Linked DNA regions of Homo sapiens: all the other regions are linked to region 2. A link is a loop called in an ENCODE intact Hi-C map of the cell type or tissue named here. Cell type or tissue: endothelial cell of umbilical vein. All regions are shown on one strand. Region 1 holds the start of PPOX (protoporphyrinogen oxidase). Region 2 has its middle 15 kb from the start of CFAP126. Region 3 holds the start of LOC107985221 (a long non-coding RNA gene).

Evidence for each region. A loop is a pair of places that touch in the nucleus more often than their neighbours do. Peaks named below come from ENCODE experiments on the same cell type or tissue, not always from the same donor. Only the 100,000 strongest peaks of a DNase experiment are listed, where the experiment ranks them.
Region 1: a loop joins it to region 2, with 6 times the contacts of the local background. A loop is called at or near these places in 6 of 110 quality-filtered maps.
Region 3: a loop joins it to region 2, with 3 times the contacts of the local background. A loop is called at or near these places in 17 of 110 quality-filtered maps.

Annotation. Positions count from the first base shown.
Region 1 is chr1:161,164,480-161,166,979 of GRCh38, forward strand. USP21 (ubiquitin specific peptidase 21) reads left to right here. Exons shown (of 14, transcript NM_001014443.3): 11 at 55-133; 12 at 356-463; 13 at 550-664; 14 at 878-1,244. The coding sequence ends at 968. PPOX (protoporphyrinogen oxidase) reads left to right here and starts at 1,947. Exons shown (of 13, transcript NM_001122764.3): 1 at 1,947-2,193; 2 at 2,361-2,455. The coding sequence starts at 2,369. In endothelial cell of umbilical vein, a CTCF peak has its summit at 1,360; a DNase peak (open chromatin) is centred at 1,862; H3K4me3 peaks cover 1,235 bases; H3K27ac peaks cover 1,527 bases.
Region 2 is chr1:161,381,198-161,383,697 of GRCh38, forward strand. No RefSeq gene overlaps it. Among named protein-coding and RNA genes, the nearest start is that of CFAP126, 15 kb to the left of the region's middle. In endothelial cell of umbilical vein, a CTCF peak has its summit at 1,138 (motif pointing left); DNase peaks (open chromatin) are centred at 744 and 1,284; H3K27ac peaks cover 1,350 bases.
Region 3 is chr1:161,290,443-161,292,942 of GRCh38, forward strand. LOC107985221 (a long non-coding RNA gene) reads right to left here and starts at 890. Exons shown (of 2, transcript XR_001738270.2): 1 at 246-890. In endothelial cell of umbilical vein, a CTCF peak has its summit at 1,285 (motif pointing left); a DNase peak (open chromatin) is centred at 1,259.

The sequences.
Region 1 (2,500 bases), 220 kb before region 2:
AAGCCAATTGAGGTTAGGAGCATATTAACCTAACACTGTTTGCCATTTATTCAGGTGTGTGACCGATGTCGGCAGAAAACTCGAAGTACCAAAAAGTTGACAGTACAAAGATTCCCTCGAATCCTCGTGCTCCATATCCTAATCTTCAGATTCTTACTTCTCTTAGGATACCTCCCATACATTCTCTTTCCTCCATGTTTCCAGAGAATTGAATTTTCCTTAGGAAAAGTCTGCCACCCACTTTTCCACAAGATGCTCCCAGTGTGTCGGGAGTGGGGAGAGGACAGCTTTCAGGATAGAAGAAGTTCCCCTCAGAGGCCCACTGCCTCCCAAATGCTCCTTAACCAGGGCTTAGATCTGAATCGATTTTCTGCCTCCCGAGGCTCCATCAAAAAAAGTTCAGTAGGTGTAGACTTTCCACTGCAGCGACTGAGCCTAGGGGACTTTGCCAGTGACAAAGCCGGTGAGTCTGGTGGGGAAAGTCCTAAGGAGCCAAAGGAGTGGGGGCACAGCTCTGATTATAGAACTTGATCATCTCCAACCCCGCAGGAAGTCCTGTATACCAGCTGTATGCCCTTTGCAACCACTCAGGCAGCGTCCACTATGGCCACTACACAGCCCTGTGCCGGTGCCAGACTGGTTGGCATGTCTACAATGACTCTCGGTGAGAATAGCCTCCTATTTACATCCTGCCCCATTCCCACTCAGCCCTGACACCCTCCCCTTCTATGAAGCTCCAGGAGAGCAGAGTGCCAGGTGAAAGGAGAGGTGGAGGTCTTGCCTGATCATTTCCTGGATGCTCTGAGGTTCGGTCTTGTAGGGAGAAGGGAGTAAACAGGAATGACCACAACCCTTTCCCGATCTCCTTTTTTCCTAGTGTCTCCCCTGTCAGTGAAAACCAGGTGGCATCCAGCGAGGGCTACGTGCTGTTCTACCAACTGATGCAGGAGCCACCCCGGTGCCTGTGACACCTCTAAGCTCTGGCACCTGTGAAGCCCTTTAAACACCCTTAAGCCCCAGGCTCCCCGTTTACCTCAGAGACGTCTATTTTTGTGTCTTTTTAATCGGGGAGGGGGGAGGGGGTGGTTGTAGCTCCATTATTTTTTTTATTAAAAAATACCCTTCCACCTGGAGGCTCCCTTGTCTCCCAGCCCCATGTACAAAGCTCACCAAGCCCCTGCCCATGTACAGCCCCCAGACCCTCTGCAATATCACTTTTTGTGAATAAATTTATTAAGAAAAAATGATGTGCTTATTTGTATTTTTGCTTAGGGGGTGATAGAGAACTGAGCCAAATTGGAGTCTTCTTGGGACCCAAGTTCCCTCTCTAACAGGTGGGGGCGCTCTCAGAGCCGAGGGGGAAGGTTTCGGGGATGGTGCTGGACCCGGACCTGTGTCCCCCAGCAGTGAAGGTTATGTACTGGGAGGAAAAGAGGAAAGGCATACTTGAGTGAGGCTGCGTGCAGGCTCTGGGGCGACTGGTTTGGTCGGCGATGGGGGAGTGCCACTGTTGACAAACACTGGGTACGTTGCCGGGCGGCCCTAGCTCCCGTAGGCCCGGTCTGTTGCTAACATCAAGGAGCTGTTTATGGAGCCGCCTCCCCGTGGACTGGCCTTAAGTGTCCCTATCTATTCTCCCTACGACCAAAGCTCCTGCGGCCTTCCCTCTAGGGTTGTCACCCTAGCTGGACCTGGTAAGCTTGTGCTGGGGAACGCTAACTCCAGCATTAAGCGCTCGCCGCCTCGGTCCTGAGGAGGGCAGTGACGGGTACGGCCGCTCACTCCCAGCTCGGCGCTAACACGGTTAACCTCCAGCTCTTACAGCTGCCGTCGCTCCGCCTCTGCCAGTTCAATGTTTTATTGGTGAACGTGATCCGGGGCCTTCCAAGTCCCGCCAATCCAGATGTAGGAGAGGTAGGGTTAGGCGCGTGCCGCGAGAACAGAGTGGACGGAGCGTAGGAGAGACCGAAAAGGCTGGGGGTGGGAGTAGCGGATTTGAAGCACTTGTTGGCCTACAGAGGTGTGGCAAGCAGAGCACCTCAGAACTCAGGCGTACTGCCCGCCGCCCGAGCCCTGCGAGGGCCGATAGCGAGGGTGTGGCCCTTATCTGCACCCAGCAGAGCGCCGGCGGGGTACGGTCTTAGGACCTCGATCTCCTTCTCCCTCATTTTCTCTCATCCCTACCTATTGTGGGTGAGTCCTGGCCCCTGGACGGGGACCTCGCTGTTCCACCAGCCCATCCGTGCACACTTAGTTTCCCCTAAAGCAGTGAGTGGCCGGGATAGAACTCAAAACCGGCGGGGCTTCTGGAGCGCAGGTTGTCCCCGGTCTGCCTGTCCATATCGCCCCCTTTCCCCCAGGTTTCCGCATGGGCCGGACCGTGGTCGTGCTGGGCGGAGGCATCAGCGGCTTGGCCGCCAGTTACCACCTGAGCCGGGCCCCCTGCCCCCCTAAGGTGAGTGCTCCACTTGTGCCAGAGGGAGCTTCATTTAATGCTCTT
Region 2 (2,500 bases):
GGTTGTTTTGTGTATGTGTGTGTGTTTTTGTTTTTTTGTTTGTTTTTTGAGACGGAGTCTCGCTCTGTTGCCAGGCTGGAGTGCAGTGGCTCCATCTTGGCTCACTGCAACCTCCGTCTTCCGGGTTCAAGTGATTTTCCTGCCTCAGAGTCCCAAGCAGCTGGGACTACAGGTGCGCACCACCACGCCCAGCTAATTTTTGTATTTTTAGTAGAGACGGGGTTTCACCAGGTAGGCCAGGATGGTCTCGATCTCTTAACCTCGTGATCTGCCCGCCTCGGCCTCCCAAAGTGCTGGGCCTGGCCAAGTGTGCTTTTTTGTTTGTTTTTCATTACAAAAAGAAGAAGGGGCCAGGCACGGTGGCTCACGCCTGTAATCCCAGCACTTTGGGAGGCCGAGGCGGATGGATCACCTGAAGTCAGGAGTTTGAGACCAGCCTGACCAACATGGAGAAACCTCGTCTCTACTAAAAATACAAAAATTAGCTGGGCTTGGTGGCGCGCGCCTGTAATCCCAGCTACTCGGGAAGCTGAGGCAGGAGAATCACTTGAACCCAGAAGGCAGAAGTTGCAGTGAGCTGAGATCGAGCCACTGCACTCCAGACTGGGCGACAGAGCAAGACCATCTCAAAAAAAAAGAAAAAGAAAAAGGAAGCTGAGCTACAGATTAAACAAACATTTCATAGAGAAGGAAATACCATGGCCGGCTGCGGTGCTTATGCCTGTAATCCCAGCACTTCAGGAGGATCACTTGAGGTCAGAACTTCCAGACTAGCTGGGCAACATAAATGAGACCTCATCTCTACTAAAAATCAAGTGATTACCTTTAGGGAGAGAGAAGGAGTGATATGGAAGGTGTGGAGGTAGATGATAAACTTATTTAAATATGCCTTGTTTTATAGCGTTTATTTTGAAACCCAAGTATTTTACATAGTTATAAAACAAAATTTTAAAAATTTCTAAAATAAATAAATAAATTCTCTTCATTTTTACAACAAAAAGATTTTTAAAGAAGAGATAGTTGGCTATAATACAAAAGCTATATAAACAGTTAATACCTCTGCTTCCTCTCAACTTGACACAGATCATATTGTTTTCTTTCTTGAGATTAAGTCTCCCTCTAGTGGAGACTAGTTTTACAACTAATCCCCAACACCCAGCACCACAAAGGAAAATATCCTTTGCCTATTTCCTCCTGCTGCTGTAAAATTGTATATTTTAGGTATCAGAGTCTTGAGAAGGAGGACGTGGTAGAAGATACTGAGCAATGGGATAGTAAAGAGCTGGGGACAGAGTTAAGTTTTATAAGGAATTAGGGATATGAGAAGCTCTAAGAGCCAAGATTTGGGTTATTCAACTCAGAATGGGCAAGGAACCTCAGCTTCATGATGGTAAAAAATTCCACCACCTCTGCCCAGAAAAAGGTGATTCACATCCTGATATCACTGTGTACTCAGGGAAATAGCTCCCCACAAGGCATTGCATTAGGGAGAAACTATGGTGAGGAACAGCGATGAGCAGGACATGAAGAGTGATGGTCCTAAGCCAGATATGATGTCATGAGGGTGAACTCCAGGACCTCCTGTCCTTCAGGACGATCCCACAGTCTCACTAACCACTGAGGGCAGATGCAGAAAAGCTTTGCCTTCCCAGAGACTGATCAGGGGAAAAGGTACTGGCACAGCCTCTTCAGTTCCTGGCAGGGACGGGCAGAGACTAGCCCACATTGAAAGTGGCCCCTTGGGGGATTATGGGAGGATCCTTGTGTCCTGGGCTACCCTAGGTCTCATCTGATCTTGCACAGTGAAAGCTACTCATGGAAGAACTCCCTTAGCAGGGAAGCCGTTAGAGTGAAATCTTTCCTAACATTGACTCTGGTTTGTGGAAGTATATGACATTTTTCTCCATTCTCTGTAGCACTGTGGTCTTACCCTCTGAAGAGAATGTTTGTTGGTTGCCACCTCAGCATGTATCTTCCACCCCCTTTACAATTTTTGATAAGAACACAAAAAGAAATGAAGACTAAAAATGGCCCAGTTTCCTAAGATTGTTTTCTGATCCTATAAAATCTAATTCCTTAATGCAGCTCTGTGGTCCTGCTCTTTTGCATACCTAGCTTGAGAATGCTGTCTAGGAAGGGACTCATTTGAAGAATTATTATTTCTGCCAATTCCCACATCTTTCTTTCTCTTGCCTTCACTTCCTCCTTTAAGAGGTGAATTTTCAGACACATTAAAATTCTGGAGGAAAAAAGTGGGCTAATTAGGTGTGGTGACCCTTCCTGGATGCAAAATGTAGCATAATTCTCTAGGAATCCATCAACAAAGAAGATAGGCCATTGAGGAAGATATCTCTCTCCCCAAACATATTGGTTGCTAAAGGCCAGCCCCCAGACCATGATTCCTAAAGTAACAAAAGGTAATGTGAAAAATAATGGAATGTTATTTAGACTTGAAAAGGCAGGAAATTCTGACACATGCCAGAACATGGATGAAACTTGA
Region 3 (2,500 bases), 91 kb before region 2:
TTTTTTTTTTTTTTTTGAGACAGAGTCTGGCTCTGTCGCCCAGGCTGGAGTGCAGTGGTGTGATCTCAGCTCACTGCAAGCTCCGCCTCCCGGGTTCAAGCGATTCTCCTGCCTCAGCCTCCCAAGCAGCTGGGACTACAGGCACCCGCCACCAGGCCTGGCTAATATTTTGCATTTTTGTTGAGATGGGGTTTCACCGTGTTAGCCAGGATGGTCTCAATCTCCTGACCTCATGATCCGCCCACCTCGGCCTTCCAAAGTGCTGGGATTACAGGCATGAGCCACCGCGCCTGGCCTGAGGTTTGCTTTTTGTGTAAGATGGTGCCTTTCCTTCTGGTTGTTTAGGTGGCAGCTTTGACTCCAGATCTACAAAGGCAGAGATTCACAGTCCACAGATAATTAGAAAGTCAGCCTGTTCACTAGGGTGCAGGAAGAGCTTCCTCATTCCTTTGTTGGCTCTTTCTCTCCTGCAGTCATCGGGTTAGGGTGAACCCTTCCTCTCAGCATCATGCTTCAATCATCATCATCATCATCATCATCATCATGGTCATCATCATCATAGGCTTTCCTTACTCACCAATCCACATGAAGCAAAGGGAGCCACCCCCACTAGATCACTTGAGAGTATCCTTACCTGCACATAACTCTTTGTTGGCTCAGGTTACATGAGACTTAGGATCTTCAGTGATGCTCACCCCCAAGTTGGGGTGATTCCTCAGCCTTATGCTACCTACAGAATATGAATGGTGATGATAATAGTAATATCTAAGATTTGTAAGTAGTTGTGTGTCAGATCCCATTCTAAGCACGTTTACATATATTAACTCATTTAATTCTTGCTGCTTTATGACATAGATACTATTATTATCCCCATTTTATAAATGAAGAAACTGAGGCACATAAATATTAAATAACCTGCCCAAAACAAATAAATGTTTGAGCTAGGACCAGAACTCAGGCAGTCTGGCTCCAGAATCTGAGCCCTTTGTATTACCCTGATAAGGGGCTAGATAAGTGAAGGGCAATAGATTGGTTGTCAAGAATGTTGTCCAGCCTAGCTTATAGGGCAGAGCTTCCCTTAGCTGAGCTCAGGCATATCCACTTGGTCCCTCATAACCTAGACAGGTAAAATCTGTACCTTCTCTGGTCCCTCATCCTTCCAGGGAAGAACCAGTGAGTAGGTGTGGATATCCTGAAGCTAAGCTAAACTCTCCTCTTAACTCATGGGAAGGCCCTAGGCCTCATTTATTCTTCTAAATCAGTTCTCAACAACAGGGTGCACTGCCCTCTAGGGGATGTTTTGGGTATCTGTGGGGGGATTTTTTTTAGTTGTCACTGTGTGTGTGTGTGTGTGTGTGTGTGTGTGTGTGTGTGTGTGTGTGTGTTGGGGTGGGGGGTGAGGTGGTGATGGTGGTGGTGAAGGTTCCTGGTATTTAGGAGCCAAGGATGCTAGACAATACTGCAATGACCATTGTGTGTGTGTGTGTGTGTGTGTGTGTGTGTGTGTGTGTGTATTGGGGTGGGGGGTGGGGTGGTGATGGTGGTGGTGAAGGATCCTGGTATTTAGGAGCCAAGGATCCTAGACAATACTGCAATGACCAGGACAGTGCTGCACAAAAAAGAATTGTCCCACATCTCACATGACTTTTAAAAGCCCCATTGGAGGCCAGGCGCCATGGCTCACACCTGTAATCCCAGCACTTTGGTAGGCCGAGGCGGGCGGATCACCTGAGGTCAGGAGGTCGAGACCAGCCTGGCCAGCATAGTGAAACCCCATTTCTACTAAAAATACAAAAATTAGCTGGGCATGGTGGTGGGAGCATGTAATTCCAGCTACTCGGGAGGCTGAGGCAGGAGAATTGCTTGAACCTGGGAGGCGGAGGCTGCAGTGAGCTGAGATCGTGCCACTGCACTCCGGCCTGGGCGACAGAGCAAGACTTTGTCTTTAAAAAAATAAATAAATAAAAATCCAAAAATTAGTTGTCCATGCTTGCGTGCACCTGTAGTCCCAGATACTCGGGACGCTGACGCAGGAGAATCGCTTGAACCAGGGAGGCGGAGGTTGTAGTGAGCTGGGATCGCACCACTGCACTCCAGCCTGGGTGACAGAATGAGACTCCATCTAAAAAAAAAAAAGTCCCATTGGATATTAATTTAGGTAAATAAAGCCTGTTATAACCAGAAGGAGCCTGGAACACAACTCCATTTTACATATAAATGCAAAGTATTTTTGTCATTGTTTTAGACCCTGAATTTCCAAGAAATACAAGTAATGTGTAGATTGAAGGGACATCATAATTTTTGTTCAGAACTTTACCAAGAGTTGTTTGCCATTTCAGGAATCCATGTCATAAGACAATGCTATCTGTGGTATTTGAGTCTCTAATACCTACCTATCAGTTTGCATGTATTACTGTTGCATTCACAGCAGTTTTTTTTTGTTTGTTTTTGAGACTGTCTTGCTCTGCCTCCCAGGCTGGAGTGCAGTGGCAGCATCTCG